Regions from separate parts of the Homo sapiens genome. Here region 2 is linked to region 1. The links are chromatin loops, found by intact Hi-C in ENCODE. Cell type or tissue: gastrocnemius medialis. All regions are shown on one strand. Links, peaks and the distances in the headings refer to the core of each region. The heading gives the core; the rest is flanking DNA.

Evidence for each region. Hi-C counts contacts between places; a loop is a spot of excess contacts. Peaks named below come from ENCODE experiments on the same cell type or tissue, not always from the same donor. Only the 100,000 strongest peaks of a DNase experiment are listed, where the experiment ranks them.
Region 2: a loop joins it to region 1, with 4 times the contacts of the local background. A loop is called at or near these places in 1 of 110 quality-filtered maps.

What each region holds. Positions count from the first base shown.
Region 1 is chr1:201,168,963-201,174,189 of GRCh38, forward strand. It overlaps a transcript of TMEM9 not described here. Among named protein-coding and RNA genes, the nearest start is that of TMEM9, 17 kb to the left of the region's middle. RefSeq lists an enhancer at 2,286-2,445. In gastrocnemius medialis, for the core only: a CTCF peak has its summit at 2,286; DNase peaks (open chromatin) are centred at 1,889, 2,652, 3,599 and 4,409; H3K4me3 peaks cover 1,037 bases; H3K27ac peaks cover 4,617 bases.
Region 2 is chr1:201,419,978-201,425,339 of GRCh38, forward strand. TNNI1 (troponin I1, slow skeletal type) reads right to left here and starts at 1,753. Exons shown (of 9, transcript NM_003281.4): 1 at 1,696-1,753. In gastrocnemius medialis, for the core only: no CTCF peak of the experiment used is centred there; a DNase peak (open chromatin) is centred at 2,634; H3K27ac peaks cover 5,000 bases.

The sequences.
Region 1 (5,227 bases), core at 228-5,227:
ATTACTTTTTTTTTTTTTTTTTTAGAGATGGGGTCTCACTACGTTGCCCGAGCTGGTCTGAACTCCTGGGCTAAAGCGATTAGAGGGAGGGTTTTAGAATGCACACATTTGTGTAAAGAACTTAGATGAGGAGAGAGCACATGCTTAGAAAATTGCGGAAACTGCAAAGCTGTGTGTAGGTATAGAGGTGGGTTGGGGAGGAGGGTACAGGAGCAGGGAATATCAGGATCCAAAAAGATACTGTAAGGTTGAAATGAAGGCTGAATCTAAGTTTCCCACTTACACAAATATGAGAGGGACAGGTAAAAGTAACTGAGGATAGCTTAGTGAATAGTACGAGTGTAACGTGACTGACAAGAACAAACAAGCTAATTTGACCTCAGGCTGAATTAGAGGAACTTAAGACCTAAGAACTCATTTTCTCTAGAATAAGGGTAGTGGTGATCCACCCACTCTGCACCAGTAGCCTACAGCTGGGTGCTCTGTTCCATGTTACGGACACATGCTCCAAGGAACACAGACCAGAATGCATTTAGAGGACAGTGGCCAGTATGGTGTATGGTAAAGGCCTCAAACCCTGCCACATGAGGAACAGCTGTAGGAAATGGAACATTGTCCTGGGAAAGAAAAATCTTGGTGGTGATAGCAGTCTTTGGCTCTCTGAGGGGATGTCATGTGGAAGAGAAATGAGTTGCCCAGAGAAATTTCTTGCTATCAGTGAGGGTGTTCACACATTTTTTTTTTGGATGAGCACTTGCTGAAGCTATTTCAGAGGGAGATTAAATATCAGATGAAAAGTTTGATGAATGACTCTGAGTTCCCTTTTAACTCTGAGATCCTGTGAATCTGGCTATGTGACCTTGACTTGGTCACTGAACTTCTTGGAACCTTAGTTCTTCATCTTTAAAATAATAGGTAGACTAAGGATTCTTTAGTGCTGAACACAATCTACTGAATTGCTTCCCAGAGAAGCTAGGTGGTGTTACATATTCCCAATCTTCAGCTGTGACTCCTGCAGTTAAGGTGCTTTGGTCTTAAGCAACAGAAACTGACCGTTTAAGGAAAAAAAAAGAGTTTGTTGGAAAGAAGTGGGAAATTCATATAATCTATGAAACGACTGAAGAACAAGACTTGAAGAAGGCAGAAACCAGAGCTTCCTCCCCTGGCATGCCATGGGGGTGCATTGGCTGTGATGGATTTTTCCCTTATTCTCAGGTCACTATTCAGCATTCAAAGTCCAGATGACAGAATCAGTCCCTTGGACCTAAGTTGGCCTCAAGCCTGCTCCTTGGCAGGAAGGTCAGGACACCTTGATTATCAGCCCAATGTCATCCCCCAAGATGAAATCAAAAGCTATTACTAGAACAAGAGCCAAATAACATGTACCCTACAACCTCCACCCTTTTCTCTTCCATTTATGACAGCACATCAGACTCAAGAGAGTGAGCAGCATTATAATGGAAATAATCTTCAATCTATTTCAATTTACCTTTAAAAGTGAAAAATGCACTCATCTGGATGCTCAGTTTTTACCAGTAGTAGCCCACATGACATGTCATAACTGGGTGCTGAAATGCTGACAAGTCTGAGAACACGACTCCCCTAGGAGACAGACACGCTGACGGGCTTGAGCATTCACAAACAGATATCGGATGTCTGCTATGTGTCAAGCCCTGTGGTAGACACCGAGACTCATTAAGTCAGTGCAAAAAATGGAAAGGTTAAATATTTGCCCCGGGTAAACGCAAAGGGCAAGTGTATTGCATCAGGGTTGAACAGGGTGGCGCCGGCCAAAGAGGGATTCCTTTCAGGCCCGGGCCTCGCAGTCCAAACGTGGCCCGCCCTAGCCCCACCCCCTAGTGACCGCACACTCCAGCCGTCCAATCCCGTCACCACCCCGTCCAGTCTCCACCCCGGGAGGCTCCACTCCGGGTCCAGGCCGCCTGGGGCGTTTGCAGTCCTCTGTGGGAGGTGGCGTCCCGCAGAATGAGAACATTTCTGTGCCGGGCCAGCAGGTGTTACCTGAGTAAGATTGAGATTCTCTCACCAGGCGACAAGGCTTGTTGTGCCCGAGACAGGCACAGCTCAGATTCCCTCCCCGTGGTAATTAACCCGGGGAGAAATGTAACCAATCCCCGAGACTCGGGCCTCCAGCCAGCCGCCCGCTCGCTCCGTCCTTCCCCACCCGGGAGCCGAGCCTGGAAGGATTGCGGGGGGCGGTGCGGCAGGTGGAGGTGGGAGAGTTTGAAATGGATCCTGGCTGGGAGGACTTCCCAGGCCCCCTGCCGGACGGCGGGCTAAAAGCGTGAGGCGAAGGTCGTGGAAAGCCCGCTGGGACCCACCGCGGGGGTGCACTGGCCGCTGGGTCCCAGGCGCCGCGGCGATTTACCGCGCCTGGAGGTCACCGCTCCGCGTCCCAGGGAGGGGCAGGAGGCTGGGTCCTTCTGATCCCAGAAGACATAGCAGCACGGAGACACTAATCCGCTGTTTTTACACATAAACACTTCACACGAGAGAGATTACGTACCTCACATTGCAGTCATAGAGGGATCTGTGGGTGTTAGAGGCTTTCAGCTCCTGCTCTCGGGTGCATTGTGGGACAGAGCCTAGCAGGGAGGGAGCAGAGGCCGCGGCAGCCTCTCGGGTTCTAATCTCCCACCTGCCGCTCGCCCTAGATCATGACGTCACCCTGGACCTCAGTTTTCTCACCTGCGCAGTGGGTTAAGCTAAAACCTGCGCCTCTCTGCCTTTTGAGGATAAAACTGAGACTCCGAAGAGTGTTCGGAAAGAACACGTCAGGAGTGTGCAAGGGTTTCTTTGAATTGTGGATCTCACATCCCTGTCTGGCCTGCACGTTTACTCACCAAGGAATGCCAATTTCATTGTTTTTTGTTTGTTTGTTTGTTTTTTTAATGGTGATAATTGACTTGAAGGAAACCAAGCTAATTACTTGGCTGGATGAGTGTAGAGAGGCAGGGGATGACCAGGTGGAAGAGGGCTGCTGCTTTGCAAAGATTCTCTCAGGGAAAGAAGGAATGGAACTAAGGCCTGGAGTGTGATTTTTTTTTTTTTTTTTTTTTTTTTTTTGGTAAAGATTCCTGTATTCAGAACCGCTCTTAAGTCTGCCGAGTAGAGTAGGAGACTAGGAATCATTTTGAACCAAACCTCTCATTTAACAAATAATGAAACCGAGGCCCAGATAGGAGAAAGTGACTTACCCAAGGGCACGCAGCTGTTGGCCAGTTGGCTCTGGGATTTCTTTGAGGCTGATTGAAACTACCTTCCTTGACCTGGACTTTAATTTCATCTCGCCTAGGCTCCACTCCATGTGAAACCAGGTTTTAGGATTTGGGCTTTTCCCCCAAAGAATTCATGGAGTTGTTTCCTGCTTCCAAGGCATTTTGAATTCCTCTGGTTAAAGGTGTACTCTCTGTCACTATGTCTCTCAAACGAGGCAAGGCAGGAGGTTTCGGGGGTTAAGGAGTAAGTACTCACTGGTGTGGAATTTAGCAGAGGTGAGATTTTCATGGGCACTGTGTACTTTATCAGTTTACAACTTGCTGTTAATAGAGGCCATTAATCACAGCCAACTGCAGCTGGCTTAGCCTGGGACAGGGACAGTCCAGCCATGGTTAGGAGGGGCAGGCGCAGCAGGAGTAACCAGGGAAGGACCTCCTACAGTTACCCTTGAGGCCCGAAAATCAGTCCTAGGAAGAAGACAGTGGAATAAGTGCTCCCAACATGAAGACACTGGCACATATAAATGGTCTCACGGTCTCCGGCTGAGTCCTTCCAAATGACCCAACCTGTGTTAAATGCCTAACACAGTGTCTGACACACATTAGGTGCTTAATGAATACTCTGGAGTTTGAAAGTCCTTGCCCCAAACATCAAGATATCATTTTATTCCCACTTTACAAGCATGGAAACAGAGGAATAGAAAGGTTAAATTATTTCACCCAAGTTATAGAGCAAGGAAGGGGCAGAGCTGGGATTCAAACCCAGACCCTCTGGCTCCAGAGTCCATCCTCTGAGCCACCCAGCAGGGATGGGCCTGGGAAGAACTTACTAACAGTCTAGTTGTCAGCCTCAGACTCCGTCCACCCAAAATATCCTTCCTCCCTCCAGCTGGGTGTGTGCAGCTCTTGCTGGAGAAGGGGTGATCAAGATGACCTCTGGAGGCCCTTGAAGATTTACAATCCTCCAATCCCCCCCTGGAGAATTCCCCCCTCTCAGACTTCACTTGCTTCTCTTTCTGTACTGTCCAACAGGCCGGCCTGGGCCTCCTGACTGAGTTCAGCTGTCATTGTGGGACAGAAGAGGAGTGTGCAAACCCTGCAGGATTAGGGGTGCTGATGAGGCAGCCATCAGAAGACATCACTTGACAGGGCCTCTCTATTTCATGAGTCACAAGGGCTGAGCATGGAGCCCTCTTCCTGCTCCTCCAGAAGCCCTGGCCTCCCCGTGACCCAGCCCTTCTTGTTTCCACCTGATGCTTCTCTCACAGCTGCCATGATTTCATAATCTTTTGTCATAACCTTCCACATCATCCCTCCATCATCCGGTCTCAGCTCACACAGAGGGCTAGGAGGTGAAAAAGTCCACTTCCTGCTTCTCTGCTGGATGACCCCTTCTCCATGCCCAACTGAGAACTCTTCTTACAAATCTCCATAGAAGGGGGTTCTTCATGTTTCTTGTCAATGTTTCTCAGTGTTGACAACTTATAAGGCCGGGGTATTTGGTGAAATGGAATTTCTGGGGGCAGGCTTTCAGGGATTTGTTGGGGCATATATAAGGATTTAAAGTATTCAGATAATCTAGCTCAGGGGTCTGCAAACTTTTCCTGTAAAGGCCTAGACAGTGAATATTTTAGGCAGGTTATACAAGTTCTGTGGCAACGACTCAGTTCTGCTGTTGGAACACAAAAGCAGCCACAGGTGCTATGTAAATAAATGAGTGTGGCTTTTTCCAATAAATTGTTATTTACAAAACTAGGCTGTAGACCAGGTTAGGCTTGTGGGCCATAGTTTTGCTGGCCTCTGATAGAAGTGGTTTAAGGTTGGGGCCTGGGTGGGCACCCCAGGGGAGAGCAGTGGGTAATTTCTGTGTAATGCCATTGGCTGCCTAAGGTGCACCCTGGACCTGCACAAGGATGGGGTACCTCCCTCACCCATCCTACCAGAGGTCATCAGTGGACAGAGGGCGTTGGGGAGCACTACCCAAGGGT
Region 2 (5,362 bases), core at 86-5,085, 250 kb after region 1:
TGGCGAAGAGCCACCTCCAGGCCCATCTGTCCATCATCAGCCTCCAGGAATGCCAGTGTCCAGAGGGCACCAGGTCTGCGTCTGTCTCCCTGGGATGTGCCTTGTCCTTGGTGGGCATTTGGCAGTGATCATGCCTCCCTGTCTCCCTCAGAGATCCAACTGTCCCCATTGTGGGGCCCTACCTTCCAAGGCCGGTTTACACCTCCTGCCAAGCTCCGGGGCCTGCCCCCAGCCTGCCTCACTGACAAATGCCAGACCAAGGGGTCCCACGTCAGGCAAGAGGCCTCAGCCTGTGCTCTGACACCCCTCAGACGGGGGCCCTTGCCAGGCTCTGTGGAAGACAAGCGAGGACTGATAAGTCAGGATGAAGATAGCAGCCACTGGAAGGCTTGGAGAGCCAGGATTCCATCTCCTCTACAAGTAGCAAGCAAGGAGATAATGAGAAAATCCTCCCCCCGAGGGGGGGAGCAAAGAGTCTCTGGTGGTTGCCTCAGAGCTGGGCTTTCCCTTCCTTGAGGCTTTGCAGCGTGGAAGGGACTATCCGCTAGACTATGAGATTGAGTCTGTGTGTGTAAGTGTGTGTAAGTGACTGTGTGTGAGAGTGTGAGTGTGAGAGAGAGAGCGTGTATATGTAGGGGAAAGAACTGATCTCTTTGCACACCCAATGATCACGTCCACAAGTATCTAGTTAGGCTCATGTGCTTCCCCCTGCTCCCCGCCCCCTGACCTTGGACCCCCATTCAAGGGCATCCCTGTCTTCCTTGACTGACGGTTAACACTCCCAAGTGCATGGCGCTGGGCTGCCCCCATCTTGAGTTCTGAACAGCAAAGCCTAATCTCAGAGCTGCTGTGGGACTGTGACTCCCAAACCTGGTGGCAGGTGCTGCCTTCAGCCCCCACCTGAGTCAGGGACCGCCACACGGCCCCCTGCCCCAAGCCTTGGGTTACCCTGTAGATACTGCCCTGGCTTATGTGTTCACTGGCTCCTGTGCCCCAACCCAAAATGCCGCCACCATTGCCTTCCTCCAAGAGGACCCCCAGTATCTACTGCTGCTTCTCAGAGCCAGGAGCTCTGAGCAGGAGCAGTCAAGAGGGGTTGCCGGTCTGCCCTCCTCTGCTCTTGTGCTACACTACAGAGGGATAGGCAAAGGGAGCTAACAGCGTCGCTCAGAGACAAAGAACACAGAAGCAAGATGGTTTCCTTGGCCAGCAGGGAGCTCTGGCCCTGCCTTCTAGGCTCCCTGGGAGTCCTGCGCGTCAGGCACCCTCCTTCTCTTCCGCTGCAGGCATTGCTGACTTTGAGCACTCACCCTGGCTCTCTGATCCCAGGGCCACCCCTTCCCCTGGGTGCGCTCTCCCTCCCACACTCTGCTGGGCATCCTGTGTGAAAACATCATCCCTTAGGCTCTGCCCTGGGGCTCCTAAGGAACCTCACGGAAGATTCTGCTCCTTGCTCACAGCCTCCAAATGGCCAGGAAAAAGTTTCACCTCTCACAACAGTTTTGCAGGAGAGATGCCATTCTGTGGGACAAAATGCTGTGGGAGTATTTTAGGAATGTTCTACCAACAAACCAACTGCACAGGCAAGAAATGGTTTTCTCCAGCTCCAAGACCTCGCTTTCTCCTTAAACAAAAGCCCCAGGTTCTCTGCCTGGGATCAACCTACATCTGAAGTTCTGGGCTGCAGACGCTTACCTTGTTCAGTCCTCGTGGAGCTGGGCTGGCCTGTGCCTCGCCGTAGACTGCAGACTGTGAGGGGCAGAGCCGAGGGGAGGCTATGAAAACTGTGTCCAGCAGCAACTGGCTGGTAAAAATAGAACAGACCCACTGCCCCCTCCTGCTGCCCCTCCTCCCTCCCACCCTTCACACACACACACACACACACACACACACACACACACACACACACCTCACAGGGCAGATGCGTGCTGCAATGCACACAACAGGCACATAGGCGGAAAGCCATGTGAATTTGTGGCTCAGGAGCAGAGGCAAATTCTGTGCACATAGGTGCCACCAACTGAGTGAAACCAGCACCCACCTGGGGAGACTCGAGCTGCAGAAAGGGAAAGAATGAGCAGCCAGACCAGGTGTGGGGACTGAGCAGAGATGGGACTGGGAGGGGGAATGAGGGAGAGCAAAGGGCCACAGTGAAGGCCCAGAGGGGCAAGTAGCAGCTGGGGGAAGAGGACCATTGGGCTAACCCTGCATCTCTTATAAGGCAATATGGAAATGAGGCCCCTGAACCCATGCCCCAAAAGCCCAAGAGGGCTAAAGACTCAGCTTTCAGGGATTTTTCAGTGGCTCTGGTGCACGTGGGATACGAGGGTGCCTGGCTGTGGGGAGTGATGTGAGCAGTGTTGCAGGCTGACCCCAGTGAGTGTTTCCAGGGCTGAGCAGAATGGCAGTGGCAGCAGGGCACACCTTTATGCTCAGGGAGGTCTGAGGGTCTGCAGACACTCTGCATCCCCCTCCAGATGGGTTTCCTGGAATCTAGATTTCCCAGGTTCCAAAGGACACCCGAGTCTCATGCCTGGAACTCAGTGAGACTAATTCACCTCTCCTCTGCCCTAATCTTCATCTCCAGCCAGAAGCCAACAGATCCCAGGGGACTGGAGCCACAGGGGCTGCACCTGTTTACCGGGTATTTTTAGGATGGTTGATGAACACATAATACCCACCCTATAGTCAGAGAAAGACAATGCCTGCTATGTTAATCCTGTGGCTATTATAGTCTGTCATCTCATGGGTTGGGGCAGGACACTGACCCTCTCAGAGGCCAGAGAGAGGCCTCGCAAGCAGGAGGTTAGGGAGCCCCAGCCATGCTCCCCATTTGGAGAAGGAGAGAGTAATGGGCAGGGGTGTCCTAAGGAGACACACCCCAGTGCCCACAGAGGTAAAGGCCCTGCCCTCTCTACAACGACATTCTGCTGCCTAATAGAGGTTGCTCTAATTCTGTTCTGGTCGGGTCAACTTTGAGAAGCCTCTATGTGAGACGGCTGCCAGGGAGAAATGACAGGGTCTGGGGAGGCATAGGGGTTGGGGACATAGGATTCCAAGTGGAGAGGCTGTGATGGATAATGAAGGCAGGCTCCAGCCAAAAGGAGCAGCTAGAGGGGAGAAGGAATTTAGGGGCTTTGCAGATGAGCCTACTGGAGTTTATTGCCTTGGCTTATTATAATTTATACAATAACTTTCCATTTATTTATTTATTTATTTATATACTTTTGGAGACAGAGTCTCACTCTGTCACCCAGGCTGGAGTACAGGGGCTCTGTCACCCAGGCTGGAGTACAGTGGCTCACTGCAACCTCCACCTCCCGGGTTCAAGTGATTCTCCTGCCTCAGCCTCCTGAGTAGCTGGGACTACAGGCACGCCACCATGCCTGGCTATTTTTTATATTTTTAGTAGAGATGGGGTTTTACCATGTTGGTCAGGCTAGTCTCAAACTCTTGGCCTTGAGCAACGCACCTGCCTCGGCCTCCCAAAGTGCTGGGATTACAGACATGAGCTACCATGACCAGCCTATACAATAACTTTCTTAAAAGGCCTTGATATTCTCAAAAAATGAATTCTCTGCATGAATTATCCTGCTTTTTGAAAAGGAAAAACAAAAGAAGACAGTTCGACAAATAGAAGAACAAAGCAGGGTGAACAAAAGCCAAGAAAGTAGGTGGCCGGATGTCCGCAGCAAGACGTGGAGAACATAGTGCAGCCAGGGGCCCTCCCTGGGCAGGAGCCATGGAGAATCTCAGACTCGGAGTGATTCATCTTCACACTCTGTTGGACAGCATGGGACCAGGACCCCTCACCCCAGTGTCCCAATTCCATCCCCACCATCCCTGCACACCATGTGGAATCCAGCCTCCAGCTCACCCTCTCAGATCCACCCTGACCTTTGACCCCAGTTCACACACTGACTTCTTTAGCGTCTCTCTCCTGCAGTCTCTCAAAGGTGGCCTTCAAAAGCAAGAATGCAGTGCCCTGTTGTCCTTGCCCCTGACCCCCATCTTCCTTCATGTATGGAGTGGGTGCAGAGCAGGCCTCAATGATTCAGGCCGCCCACACCCAGCTGAGGGGCCGCCACTGGAGGTCTTAGCCCTGTGGCCCACTCACTGCCCCAGCCAAGTGCGCCTCTGCAGCCTTTCTCCTCCCCTCCTTGCCTACAGAAAAGGTCACCCCTTCTCAGTGCACATCTGCCCTGGGGCCAGGCTTCCTATTCTCCCTGCAGAGCAGGCACAGCTGTCCCAGAGCTGAGGTTCTGTCTGACTCAGATGCTTACTGGTCAGGGAGGACCCTTCCTAGACACAGAGCCAGAGAGAGTGCTCCTGGCCCTGGAGATCCCCAGGCAGCACCCTTTGCGCTAGGCTGAATAATGGTCCCCACAGGTGCCCGTGCCCTAATGCAAATGTGAATCTGTTACCTTATATGGCAAAGGGATTTTGCAGATGTGATTACATTAAGACACTTGAGATGGGGAGATTATCCTGGATTATCTTGGTGGGCCCCATCTAAACACAAGTGTCCTTCTCAGCTGAGTGAGGCTTGAGGAGCAAGGCTGAGAGAAGGAAATGCGATGAAGGAAGCAGATGTCAGAAAAGATGCTATGCTGCTGGCCTTGATCATGGAGGGAGGCCATGAGCCAAGGAATGCAGGCAGCCTCTAGAAGCCAAAAAAGGCCAGGGAACGGCTTCTCCCCTAGAGCCTGCAGGGGGAAGCAGGCCTCCCACCACCTTGCCTTGCAGCCCAGGGAGACTGACTTCAGACTTCTGCCCTCCAGAACTGTAAGATAATAAACTTGGGTTATTTGTGCTGACTTGCCACAGCAGCAATGAGAAACTAATACATTCTTCGGTGCCTTGATGGGCCCTGGACTTCATGGTTCCGGCTGTGCTTAGGACCAGTCAGGAAAACAGTGACCTGGGAGGGTCAGTGAAACAAACCAGCCCAGGTTTCACAGCAAGGCAGCCCTGAGGAAGAGTGGGCCACAATCCAGCCCCACCAGGGCCTGGCCTTCCAGAAAGCCAGCTCTGATCTTGCCGAGAGCATTGCAGGACGCCAGAGCAGGAAGACCGTCCAGTCCAATCCATGTGCCCGTGAGGAAATCGAGGCCCCTCGAGGAGAGGCCACAGGGTGAGGGGTTAGGTCTCCTAACTCCCAGCCCAGTGCTCTGTCACGCTGCCCACAAAGCAAAGACACTTCCCTAACCTTAACTTTAGCCCAATTCAAATCCTAAAACTAACCCTCCTTTTTTTTTTTTTTTTTTTTTTTGAGATGGAGTCTCGCTGTGTCACCCAGGCTGGAGTGCAATGGTGCAATCTCAGCTCACTGCAAGCTCTGTCTCCCAGGTTCACGCCATTC